Regions from separate parts of the Homo sapiens genome. Here region 2 is linked to region 1. Evidence: read pairs that join two places in POLR2A ChIA-PET (ENCODE). Cell type or tissue: Panc1. All regions are shown on one strand. Links, peaks and the distances in the headings refer to the core of each region. The heading gives the core; the rest is flanking DNA.

The links. ChIA-PET counts read pairs that join two places held together with the same protein. Peaks named below come from ENCODE experiments on the same cell type or tissue, not always from the same donor. Only the 100,000 strongest peaks of a DNase experiment are listed, where the experiment ranks them.
Region 2: POLR2A ChIA-PET joins it to region 1 with 14 read pairs; 3 of 35 experiments call an interaction of 5 or more read pairs at or near these places.

Annotation. Positions count from the first base shown.
Region 1 is chr11:10,325,307-10,332,881 of GRCh38, forward strand. CAND1.11 (a long non-coding RNA gene) reads left to right here. Exons shown (of 4, transcript NR_103765.1): 2 at 5,264-5,403. Among named protein-coding and RNA genes, the nearest start is that of CAND1.11, 21 kb to the left of the region's middle. RefSeq lists a silencer at 3,416-3,710. In Panc1, for the core only: no CTCF peak of the experiment used is centred there; no DNase peak of the experiment used is centred there; H3K27ac peaks cover 3,188 bases.
Region 2 is chr11:9,724,584-9,730,871 of GRCh38, forward strand. It overlaps SWAP70 (switching B cell complex subunit SWAP70), which reads left to right. Exons shown (of 12, transcript NM_015055.4): 4 at 75-302; 5 at 3,470-3,616; 6 at 4,760-4,868. Among named protein-coding and RNA genes, the nearest start is that of SBF2-AS1, 31 kb to the right of the region's middle. In Panc1, for the core only: no CTCF peak of the experiment used is centred there; a DNase peak (open chromatin) is centred at 2,268.

The sequences.
Region 1 (7,575 bases), core at 1,162-6,161:
CTGGTAAACCATACCCTTCACAAGGCTACCAGAGCTCTAGCCTGACCAATATTATTTTGAAAGGGAATACATTAGAATCCCTGGTGACTAGATGAACATGGCCATCACTATTTCTACAAACCTGTCTTCTGATGAACATATACTCCTGCTGGATGGTGTCAAGACATGCTTGTTTCTTGAGTGGTTTAGATACCAGTTATTGCCCCTCCTGTTATGCCTGGTAACTAGGATGCTGTCAAGAAAATACAGCAGGACTTCATTGAGCTTAAAAAGAGCGTTTCAAAAATATTGCATTAGCCTTTTGTCCTTTCAGTCTGTTTTTCATAGAACAAATGTAATCTTAGTCGCTACAAATTTGTTTAAAATAGCTCTTCTGGTGAGTCACCTAAAGTTAACTGCAGATATGGTATTGTTTTAGCCATGTCAAGCTTGAAATGTTATCCAAGTCCTAGGAACTACTCACTATGGGAAGCTGATGATGTATGTGCCCTCACACGTGTTTTGAGGGTGATCCTATAATGTCCGGAGAGAAAGAAATGCCTGAGATGAACTGGTCAGCATTACATTTCTCAGAACGGGCTGCAAGAGCTTCAGAAGCAAAAGGAGTGTTCTCTGTAGGCTCAGATGCTCACATGACCCAAGACACGTGAAGGGTCTGCCCATCATTCACCCCTCTATCCCCACAAGTGGTCAGAAAGTTAGGAAAATCTCCAAGAGACCATGCAGAAGGGTCAAAGGATCTTGCAGATGTTCTGAGCAAAAAAATGAAAACTTTAAACAGAACATTGTGCCATGACTTGAAAAGGTCATTATCTAGTTCACACTTACATCAGACTATAAATATTGTCAGAAAAATGGATATGTTTGCCAGGACCATGAACAGTAAAATTGCTTAAAATAGGCCACAGAAACCCTCAAGGCCAGTGGGGCCATGGCAGGCCATGACACTCAAACCTGATGCTGCCTTGTGAGAGACCTCAGCAGGAACAAAAGCCAACAGCTGCTTATTGGAAAATTTATACTCAGTGGCCCTCAAAAATTGCAAAAGCCTTTCAAGTCATGTAAGTTAATTTTGTCTCACTCTTCCACCAGGTAGAAGTGAGACAGGGAGACTCATGCTCCTTAAATGAGGTCCCTTGTCAAAGACTAGCTGTCTTATGGCCTTTGAATACTCTGCCCTTCCCCCTTCCTATGGTATAGCTTTGTGTCCAGTTAGCACTGAGCAGAAGCTGCTCTCCTGCTGTCCCCACCCACTGTTGGCTAAAGCCAGGTCACCTCCTGCCAGGCAGCGGCTGGGTGAAAGTCCAGAGAAGCTCTCCTGAATAAACAAGTCAAACAAAGGCAGTTCCCAGCAGTGGATGGGGCTGTACTCCAGAAGTCTATTTGCAAATCTGTCCTTTAGAACTCGGAAGACATTCCCCAGGAGGAGCAATGTTATGCAGTGTGGCAAGGTTCCCAGGCTAGCCCACACCTCTGATTTAACCCAGAATGGGCTGGGGAAACAGTGCTCTAGAACTCATCATTATGGGTAATACCTTTGTAGTCTCTGCTCTTCAGTTTACAAATAGTTGCTGAGCTAGGCATGGTTCCAGGTGATGTGAAGGTTCAAAGCTGCCTCAGCTTTGTGGAGTAGGTAGATTCAGTAGCTCCTGGGTGCACAGTGGCTGAGATTTTCCCAGTCTCATGAAATCCCTGCTTCTCTTTCCTATCTACATGTTTTAGGCTGAAAGTGAAGGGATGACCATTCCGGCTTTTCTTTGGTTTGTTTCTTCAAGATAACCTGGTGTAGGGAAGGGTGAGAGTCCTGGCTCTATCATTACACACAGCAGCATCTCCAAGCTTCAGTTTCTCCTCTGAAAAATAGGATAATATGTAGCTAAGAGAGCCTTGGAGTTGCCTCCCCAGCCCTTGTTCTTCTCTTGGTAACTACCATGACTTTTGTTAGGGTATCCACATCTCCCCCAATAGACCACTCCACTCCTGAAGACTCAGGCCTAGTGCAATTCCATTTTAAGGCCACTATTACAGGACCCAGTGATGGGTGCTGGCCTAATTCAGGCCAGTGAGCTTGCATAAGTTTATTGGCTTATTTCCAGAAAAACAAATTTCCTTTTTCCTGCTAGATAAGAATGGGACACATATGTGGTCTCACTAGCAATTCAGGCCAATGAGTTTGCATAAGTTTACTGGCTTATTTCCAGAAAAACAAGTTCCCTTTCTCCTGCTAGATAAAAGTGGGAGACATATGCAGTCTCAGCAGCAATAGAAAGCCACTCTGAGACTAAAACAGGGGCAAGCCCTAGATGGAAGCTCTCATTGTGAATGGCAGAGTGGAGTGATGGAAAATAGAACTCCCTGATAAAGTTGTTGAACTCCTAAATGGACCCATCCTCAATCCTGTCATACTTCTATTGTATAAACCAATCATCTCCTTCACTTAGTAACCCATAGTGAGTTGAGCTTTCTGCTCCTTTTAATGGAAGCCATCTTAATTAATACATTATAGCACAGGATTTACTATGGGCATTAAATGGGATATAGCATTCACAGTATCTGTCTCATGCTGAAAAAAGAAAAAAAATTCATAGTATTTAGCACAGAATTTATATATGACCCCTGCCCTTCCAGTCCAAGGGCATTAATGGAAAAGACCATAGTTTCTCAGGCCTTTGTTGGATAGGGAAGAAGAGGGCATGTGTGGACTCCAACACGACCTTAACCTGGTTTGAGGCTTGAATATCTTGCCTGGGCTAGAAAGGTGGCCCCTCTGGACTGGCTTTAATTTTAGGATCAGTCCCTTTAGAGGGAGTAGATCTTGTAAGCTGGGGTTTCCCTAGCCCTTGGCAAGTATACATGTTGAAGAGGGTTGGGAGACAAAGAGGGAAGAAAGGAGAGAACCATGACTTGCTGGTGTAATAACAAAAGGTCCTACCTATCTTTGGGATCGAGATTAATCTCTCCTGTCTTTCTTCTTTTTCCTCCTTTCTTCCTTACATTTTTTCGCACTCCCAGTTCTCATTAGGGCTGAAGAAGAAAGGGAAGTCAAAGCTGGGATGGCAAAGGAGTGGAAGTATATGCCAGAGGGAGAAAGGGGAACTTGTGTAAGCTAATTCTGATGACTTTGCATTCAAGTGTAGCACAGATCTCAGTTTTCAGACTAAATGGTAGCTTTAGACTCCTATCGGAGGTTGGCAAGGCTGGTTTCTTGGAGTTTTTGCATGAAGAACAGGAAACTAGGCAGAGCAGCCTGGTTCAAGGACAAAGGGTTATGTTATGACTAATAGGAAGGAGGAATCATTTGGAGTACACACAGTGGCTGTAAGTCAGATTTCGGTCATTTCATTACCCCCAGATTTAGCCTAAGTCACCAGGGAGAGGAGACTGCAATAAAAGAAAAATTAACAAAAAGCTGACATGACTGAAATCTGAAGGAACTTGATTCACATGACATTACTGCTTTGCAGTTGTGCTGTATTACAAGGGTAGAGCTCATTTGTCCTAGTGTTAGCATACTGCACTTGAGAGTATGCTAGAACACAGGATGGAAAAGGAGTGTGAGAAAACATTACTTCACAAAAGTGGGTCAAGGGTGCCATGTTCCAACTGTGAAATGGATGCTTAGAAATGAAAATAGAACTCCAGTGTGGTCTGACCAGAACAGGATTGAGCTGCCACCCTCTTATCGGGACACTAGATTTATGGCTGTGGTCAAGAATTGCCCTAATCTTGTTTTTATCAGTCACATTCCAATAATGCCTCATAATGAATCCATGGTCAATTAAAAGCCCAGTTGTTTTTTACATGAACTGCTGCCAAGTCAGGAATCCCTGTGAATTTGTGTTGTTGATTTTCTTTGAACCAAATACAGAACTTTACAATGATTCTTCTTGAAAGTCATGCTGGTCAGATTATTTTGCATCTTGCTTATTTTGTCTATTAGCTATTACTCTAAACTTTGTGCTTACCTTCTTCATCATTTAAGACACGTATAAAAATATTGACTAGGGCCAGGTGCAGTGGTTCATGCCTGTAATCCCAGCAGTTCTGAAGGCTGAGGTGGGAGGATTGCTTGAAGCCAGGAGTTTAAGACCAGCCTGGGAAAAAAAGTGAGACCCCCATCTCTACAAAAAATTAGAAATAAAATCAGTTGGGTCTGGTGATATGTGCTTGTAGTCCCAGCTACTTGGGAGGCTGAGGTAGAAGGATTGCCTGAGCCCAGGAGCTTGGGGCTGCAGTGAGCTGTGATCACTCTACTGCCCTTGTTCCAGCCTGGGTGACAGAGTGAGTGTGTGTATAGCTATTCAGTCAGTGGCCAAACCATATATATATATATATATATATATATATATTTTTTTTTTTTTTTTTTTTTTTTTTAGGCAGGATCTCACTCTGTTGCCCAGGTTGGAGTGCCGTGGCATGATCTCGGATTACTGTAGCCTCAACCTTCAGGGCTCAGGTGATCCTCCCACCTCAGCTTCCTAAGTAGCTAGGACTACAGGCACACTCCACCATGCCTGTATAATTTCTGTACTTTTAGTAGAGATGGGGTTTTGCCATATTGTCCAGGCTGGTCTTGAACTCCTGGGTTCAAGTGAACCACCTGCCTCGACCTCCCAAAGTGCTGGGATTACAGATGTGAGCTACCATGCCTGGCCTCATGGTACTTTTATACCACTTTCCCTCTCCACCTTATCCATCACTGGATCATGAGATGCATTATGTATTTTCTTTATGAAATCAAGTTACACTGACTCTAGCATTTCCACCCTGGTGGCCTGGCACTTACCCAGTATCTTGCACGTAATAGGCTCTCAATAAATGTTTGTGGAATTAAACTGAATTCTGTGAATCATCAGCATAATAAAATTTAAAAGAAGGAAATGAGGCATGATTCACTGATGAACCACTTGGGATCTCAGTGCTCTTTATATTCCTTTTCGTTGTTTTAAGTGAAAATGTCACACATTACAGGAAAATAAAATGTCAACTATGATTGACAATATACATTATGCCAACTATCATCATTATCAATACCCAAAATTATATTTTTTTCTTTTACAAAAAACATAATCATGTGCAACTTCATTTTTTAATTTAATCTATTTTGGCTACCTTTCTATTTTTCAGTAGAATTTCATTGCATGAACCTTAGTCTCTTCTAAGTGTTTAACACATTATCTGTTTAAATTCATTAGATTCTGACATAAGAATCATTTGTTTTCAAATTATGGAGTTAATCTATTCTTCTTTTTTTTTTTTCTAGACGGGGTCTTGCTCTGTTGCCTGGCTGGAGTGCAGTGGTGCTAACATGACTCACTGCACCCTTGACCTCCTGGACTCAAGTGATCCTCCCACCTCAGCCTCCCAAGTAGCTGGGACTCCAAGTGGGTGCCACTACAGCCAGTAAGTTTTTGTACTTTTTGTAGAAATAGTGTCTTACTATGTTGCCCAGGCTGATCTCAAACTCCTGAGCTCAAGCAATCCTCCCACCTTGGCCTCCCAAAGTGCTGGGATTATAGGTATGAGCCATCATGCCCAGCCTAATCCATTCTTCCTAATGTATATTAAACACCCACCATATGCCAGACCTTGCGTCAGAACATTGAGGAATTAAAAAGAAAAACTGGGCAAGGGCCTGGCCCTCCAGAGACTTGGAATCTGATAGAGGTCACAAAATAAGCACATTTATGGTGTTGGAACAAGGTTCTCTGTGTTAGAGTCTACTACAGGGGAGTGTGCCATGTGCTCTGGGGCCTTGATTAAATACAAAGGACTATAATTTTCTCTCCTGTGGGGCTCCCTGGAGCTTGGAGCAGCAGCCAAGAGATGTTCAGGCAGCTGAGACTCTCATCACAACCAAAGTTCTTCTGCCACTCTTGGACCTAGGATAGGAAAATTGATGGGCTCTCTGCCTTCAGGCAGCTCCTGCTCGGGCAGTGTGTGATAGAAGAGGAACTTACTTTGGGTGAGGGTCCACTGCCCCTTCCTTTCTTCCATGGCCATCAGGTAGGCCATGTGGTCTGACCACAGAGACCCTGACAGAGGGAGAAAGAGGAAAAGGCCAAAAAACAGAAACCATGAAGAAGCAGAAAGACTCTTAAGGTGACCTTCATGAAACCTCACCTCTGGAATTCATACCTTGGTATAATCCCCTCTCCTTGAGTGTGGATGTGGCCTGTGCCTTTTCTACCTAGCAGAATATAGTAAAGACGGTGAATTGTATGTGATTATTGATTATGCTGCGTATGATATGAATATTAGTGCTGTCTTACTGAACTGCTCTCTTGGCTTGGAGGAAGCAGATGGCTATGTTGGGAGCCCCATGTGCCAAAGAACTGTGGGCAGCCTCTAAGAGTTGAGGGTGGCCACTGGTTGACAGCCACCATGAGACTGAATCCCTGAGTCTTATTAATGCAACCACAGGAAACAGAATTCTGCCAAATGAATTCTGAGTGTGTTTGGAGCAGATCTTTCCCTAGACCAGCCTCAGATGAGATCACAGCCTTGGCTGACACCTTGATTACAACCTTGTAAGACCCTAAGCAGAAAATCCAGCTAAGTCAAACCTGTACTCCTGAACCACAGAAACTGAGATAATAAACTTGCGCTCTTTTAAGCAGTTAAGCTTGTGGTAATATGGCTAAGCAGCAATAGTTAATTAATATCCTAACAGTTAATCTCTTTTGCCTTCCATAAGAACTGCAGGAGAAAAAAATGACGTAGGGAAGGGAGATTGGAAGGGAATTCCAGCAACCTCTATGAAGAGAAGAAATTGACTAGGGAAAGGACTTTTGCTGTGAAGCTCTACCACATTTGTTCATTCATTCATTCATTCATTCATTCATTCGTTTGTTAAAGATGTTGAAGTAGAGATATGTGTATCAGCCTTCAAGAAAGGCTATTGGCATGGACTGAATTGTGTCTCCCTGTATTAGTCCGTTTTCACGCTGCTTTAAAGAACTACCTGAGACTAGGTGATTTATAGAGAAAAGAAGGTTTAATTGACTCACAGTTCTGCATGGCTGGGGAGGCCTCAGGAAACTTACAGTCATGGTGGAAAGGGAAGCAGTCACATCTGACATGGTGGCAGGAGATGGAGGGTGGGGGAAATTGCCAAACACTTTCAAACCACCAGATCTTATGAGAATTCACTATCATAAGAACAGCATGGGTGAAACTGCCCCCATGATCCATTCACTCCTACGAGGTCCCTCCCGCAACATGTAGGGGTTACAATTCGAGATGAGATTTGGGTAGGGATACAGAGCCAAACCATATCAGTCCCCAAATTCATACGTTGAAACCTTAACTCCTAACACCTCAGAATGTGATAGGGCCCTTAGTGGTTGTGGTGGCATATGCCTAAAACCCCAGCTACTTGGGAGGCTAATATGGTTAGGCTTTGTGTCCCCACTCAAATTTCATCTTGAATTGTAATTCTCAGGTGTTTAGGGAGAGACCTGGTGGGAAGTGATTGGATTACAGGGACAGTTTCCTCCATGCTGGTCTCAAGGTAGTGAGTGAATTCTCATGAGATCTGATAGTTTTATAAATGGTAGCTTTTCCTGTGCTGAC
Region 2 (6,288 bases), core at 1-5,000, 600 kb before region 1:
TTTATAACATAAATACATAACTATGTTAAAGTTTTTTTTAACTAGGAAATAATTATTTCACATTCTTTATGTAGATTGAATACCTGCTTAAGAAGCTTACAGAAGCTATGGGAGGAGGTTGGCAGCAAGAACAATTTGAACATTATAAAATCAACTTTGATGACAGTAAAAATGGCCTTTCTGCATGGGAACTTATTGAGCTTATTGGAAATGGACAGTTTAGCAAAGGCATGGACCGGCAGACTGTGTCTATGGCAATTAATGAAGTCTTTAATGAACTTATATTAGATGTGTTAAAGCAGGTAAGAATTCTGTTACTGTTTTTTTTTCTCATCTTTAGAATTTGACATTTTAAAATTAATATTTTTGTCACAAAGATGAGTATAAGTCACTTATTTTCTTACACTGATTTCGTTTTTTTATTTTTTGTTTTTTTGAGACAGTCTTGCTCTGTCGCCCAGTCTGGAGTGCAGTGACGTGATCTTGGCTTACTGCAACCTCCATCTCCTGGGTTCAAGGGATTCTCTTGCCTTGAAGGCATGCACCCCCATGCCCAGCTAATTTTTGTATATTTAGTAGAGATGGGGTTTTACCATGTTGGCCAGGCTGGTCTCGAATGCCTGACCTCAAGTGATCCACCCACGTCGGCCTCCCAAAGTGCTGGGATTACAGGTGTGACCCACTGGGCCTGGCCTGATTTTGAATAGGAATAAAATTTCTTATTTTTCCAGTCTTGTATTAGGCTTTCATTAAAAAAAATTATTTGTGCGATTTTAAAGTACAGTTAAGAATACAGTTAAAATATATATATATATTTTGGCTGGACGTGGTGGCTCATGCCTGTAATCCCAGCACTTTGGGAGGCTGAGGCGGGTGGATCACCAGGTCAGGAGCTCAAGACCATCCTGGCCAGCATGTTGAAACCCTGTCTGTATTAAAAATACAAAATATATATATATATATATATATATATATATATATATATATTTTTTTTTTTTTTTTTTTCCAAGACGGAATTTCACGCTGTCACCAGGCTGGAGTGCAGTGGCATGATCTTGGCTCACTGCAACCTCCGCCTCCCGGGTTCAAACAATTCTCCCGCCTCAGCCTTTTGAGTAGCTGGGACTACAGGTGTGCGCCACCACGTCCAGCTAGCTTTTGTATTTTTAGTAGAGATGGGATTTCACCAGGTTGGCCAGGACGGTCTCGATCTTTTGACCTTGTGATCCACCAGCCTTGGCCTCCCAAAGTGTTGGCATTACAGGCGTGAACCGCCGCGCCCAGGCCATTTCCAAAATATTTTATTTTGGAAATTCATAACCACTGATCCAGAAAGATCTCCATGGCATAACGTTGAGTGAAAAAAAACCACATTGCTGAACAGGAGATATCTTGTAATCCCCTTCAGGTAATGTTATGCATGTGTGTAGAGCTGTCAGGAAGGTGCTTGCTAAAATGTTTACAGTGATCACCTCTAGATTGTGGGATTTTGGTGAATTTTTTTCTTCTTTATTCCTTTCTGTATTATTGGACTTTCTATATGATTTTATATTATTTTTATAAAATCAGAAAAATACCTCTACTTGTGGAAAAAAAAATACCTTTATGTAGCAAAGTTGCTTTTGTCTTATTTAGACTGTCCTCTTTTTCTCAGCACCCAGCATAGCAGATGAAGCTCGATGCTTGTTAAATACAATTTATATTTTTTTGGTGATTCTTTGAAACTTCTTACATTATTATATTGAATAATAACTGATTTGGGATTTCCTTACTTTGATCCTTTCTTTCTTCCATAGGTAATAGTGTTGTCTTTGTTCTTTTTTTTCCTAATGGAGCACATCATAAATGTTGAGGCTGAATTTGTATAGGTTTTTGGTGCTACAAAGAGGTATGAGACGTGGTCTCCATCTGAAGTGGAATTCTCAGCCTCTTAGGATGGCAGGATATGACTGTAGTAGAATTGCCGTATGAGATAGCTTTTGCTTAAATGTCCAAAGATTAGGAAACTGAATATGTAATATGATTAGAACTTAATATAATAACCAACTGAAACTTACAATCAATATCATATATATTTAATGATATGTATATTCTATCATGCGCTATCAGCACCTGTAGATTTAATACTAAAAATAGCAGCTATTCTTAAACAAGCCTGAAGGGCTTTGGCCTATAATAATGTATAATTTTGCTTAAGTAAACATTTGAGTCACACACCTTTGAGGCCAGTCTGTGGGAAGGAAATACAGAACTAGTGAGTGTGAGCTTAGAAGCCACATTTAGAAGCCAGTATTTGAACTCCTGGTGCAGTATTTTCCTGTTGGTCTGGGGCAGAGTTCCTCCTTCAGAATATTGAGAGGTCAGGCAGAAAGGTAGGTTGGTACCAGAGGTGGAAGTCCTTGAATATTTGGTTTAGAAGATATATGTGGCCAAGCTTTAGCATTTTCATTGATTGAGGTTTTACTTACCTCAGTCATTTAACATTTTCAGTGACTGAGGTTTTACTTATTTTATTTAAAAATTTTGGCTGGACGTGGTGGCTCACGCCTATAATCCCAGCACTTTGGGAGGCTGAGGTGGGCGGATCACGAGGTCAGGAGCTTGAGACCATCTGGCCAACATGTTGAAACCCCATCTCTATTAAAAATTCAAAAATTAGCCAGGCATGGTGGCATGCGCTTGTAGTCCCAGCTACTCAGGAGGCTGAGGCAGGAGAATCATTTGAACCTAGGAGGCAGAGAGGTTGCAGTGAGCCGAGATTGCACCCACTGCACTCCAGCCTGGGCGACAGAGCGACACTCCTAAAAAAAAATTTTTTTTTTGTAGAAATGAAGTCTCACTATGTTGCCCACACTGATCTTGAACTCCTGGCCTCAAGCGATCCTCCTGCCTTGGCCTCCCAAAGTGCTGGGATTACAGGCATGAGCCACTGCATCAGGCCTGATCGAGGTTTTAATTTACAGAGAATCATTGTTAGGGGTTCATTCTTTCTTTTTAAGTGGAATAGACCAGTATAATGAACTCCCACATATGCATCAACCAGCTCCAGTAACCACCACCATGTGGCTAATCCTACCCCACCTACTTTTACCTCTCCTGTATTATTTTGAAGCAAATCTCAGGTATTTTATTTTGTTTATAAATATTTCAATAGGTATCTCTAAAAGATAATGATTTTTTAGAAATCTCAAATGCTACTTAATGTCAAGGGGATTCTATTGTCTGCATATCACTTTGGGGAGGGGTTGTCTCTGAAGTGTCTGAAATTATATGCAAATTTTTGTCTGGTTATGCTTGCATGACTAGGTGTAATGCCCCTCCATAGATTCTCAGAGGATCCAAGAACAATTGGTGTTCATGTTTTCAGGATCATATATCAAATAATGGAGTAGGCAAGTATATCAAGGAAGAGATGTCAGCTCTTACAAATAAAAAGACAATAATTTATATCACATTTAATCTTTCACAGGGTTACATGATGAAAAAGGGCCACAGACGGAAAAACTGGACTGAAAGATGGTTTGTACTAAAACCCAACATAATTTCTTACTATGTGAGTGAGGATCTGAAGGATAAGAAAGGAGACATTCTCTTGGATGAAAATTGCTGTGTAGAGGTGAGTCTACTCTTACTTCTTTGCATGATTACCCCGTGCTGCCCCCTGATGCTGAAGTAGCTTCTCACCTTCTTCCACCTAGACTCTAGAACCTTAAAATAATCCCCAAATTTACATTTCCAAAATAATATAGGCATGCAGTTGCCATGGTTTCTGAACCAAAAATTAAACATAGCTGACAAAATTTTTTTCTAATGTGAATTTATTTTCAACCTTCTACTCGTGAATAAAGTATAAGGATTAAATCATTTATTGGAACATTTAAGGAATCATTTATTGAATAAAATGGAGTCATAAAAGAGATAATAAAGTAAAAAAAAGTTCAGTAAGACAATATTTGGAATAAAGAATATGCCAGAAAATCTGGGACATTTTGAGTGCAAGAAATAAAAGAAGATGTAAGCATTGTCTTTGAATACTTTGGGTGACTTTCAGGACACTTTATTCATAGGTACTAATTCTTTAAAGAAGTGAAATTCTCAAGAACATAAATTTTTGAGTTTTTAATTTTTATATGAACTGTCCCCGTGTCTGTATGTGTTGAAGAACATTTAAATACCTGAAATCTCACACATAAACTATAATGTATTTTAGTGAATAATAATGTCTTGAGATGTGTGATGCCCATGAAGGAGTCTGCTTAGATTTAACTAAACATGGAGATCTACAAGGTTACCAAAGGCCAGTTTACTCATAAACATATAGGACAGAAACCACGGGTTGCCAGCCACAACATTCCAAGTGCAAGAAGAGAAAGCCACATTAAGCAGATGTAGGAATCACCCTGGCTTAGGTGCTTCATATCCCATAGGAGTTAATACCTCTTGTAACATCATCACAGATGTACCTTCCAGGATTCCTGCAAGGGAGGTGCTCAGGATAAGAGCTGCTATACTCAGGAAATCCCAATGCATGGCATCCTATCAGGTGTTTATAGTTTTACCAGTCTAGATGTAGTATACCAACTGGGGTCATTTTTACCATAAGTAATGTGCTTAGGAAACAGCATTAGTAAATCAGTAATATGAATTTATAGGTATTTTTCATTGACATTAAGTTTCAGCTCATTTTTATAAATAATTCAAATTGAATTTCATTTAAATACTTAAAATTTTGAGGAACTAATTTTGCTTTCTGTTTTAGTCCTTGCCTGACAAAGATGGAAAGAAATGCCTTTTTCTCGTAAAATGTTTTGATAAGACTTTTGAAATCAGTGCTTCAGATAAGAAGAAGAAACAGGAGTGGATTCAAGGTAAGGTGATTTTTTATTATTTGCCATGATATAACTTGAAAGCTCTGACTTTCTTTTTTTTTTCTGAGACGGAGTCTTGCTCTGTTGCCCGGGCTGTAGTGCAGTGGTGCTATCTTGGCTTACTGCAACCTCCACCTCCTGGGTTCAAGCAATTATCCTGTCTCAGCCTCCAGAGTAGCTGGGACTATAGCCACCACGCCCAGCTAATGTTTTTGTAATTTTAGTAGAGACGGGGTTTCACCATGTTGGTCACGCTGGTCTCAATCTCCTGACCTTGTGATCCACCTGCCTTGGCCTCCCAAAGTGCTGGGATTACAGGCGTGAGCCACTACGCCTGGCCGAGAGCTCTGACTTTCTAGTTTTGAATCTCATGAAGGATGCTAAGGCGTTACTTCCTCATTGTAGTTATTTTCTGCATGTGATACAGTAGCTGAGAGAAAAACAAATTAAGATGCGCTCTCAAAGTTTTCATTAGTTTTATTTGCATAATGAACTTTGGGTAAATTATAAATGGGAGATTTACTTTTTAAATAGATTTTGGGGTTGCAAGTATAGTTCTGCTACAGTGATATATTGTGTAGTGATGAAATCTGGGCTTTTAGTGTAATCATCACTCGCATAGTTGCTGTTAGGTAATTTCTCATCCCTTGCCGGCCTCCTGCCTTCCCACATTTCTGAGTCTCCAATGTCTATTATTCCTTGCTGTATGTCCATGTGTACACATATTTTAGTTCCCACTTATAAATAAGAACATGTAGGCCGAGTGCGGTGGCTCATGCCTATAATCCCAGCACTTTGGGAGGCAGAGGCGGGTGGATCATGAAGTTGGGAGATCGAGACCATCCTGGCTAACACGGTGAAACCCCGTCTCTACTTAAAAAAAAAAAAAAAAAAAGAACATGTATTTTATGTTCTGTTTATGGGTTATTTCAAGAAATACTTCAAGATAATAGCCTCCAGTTCTATCCATATTGCTGCAAAAGACATTATTTCATTCTTTTTTTATGACTGAATAGTATTCCAAGGTATATGTGTGTATGCACACACTACAACTGTTGGTGGACACCTGGGTTGATTCCATATCTTAGAGATTTTAGGTTTTACTTATTCTTATTATTTGAAGAATATAGAATTTTCCCTTTTAAGGACTGTGAAGAATTTTAAAGTGGCCATCTTGAGCTTGAGGTAATATGTAAAAGAAAAGAGGAATTATGCAATAGTTTTTTAATACTTCAAGTGATTTTCAAGATCCATTACTTCCACAAGAAATCACTAGTTTTGGGTAACTCAGGAACACAAACTTTTGAATTAATAACCTTTAAAAAAAATTTCAACTTTTATTTTAGATTCAGGGGTACATGTGCAGGTCTGTTACATGGGTATATGTGTAATGCCGAAGTTTGGGGTATGATTGAATCTA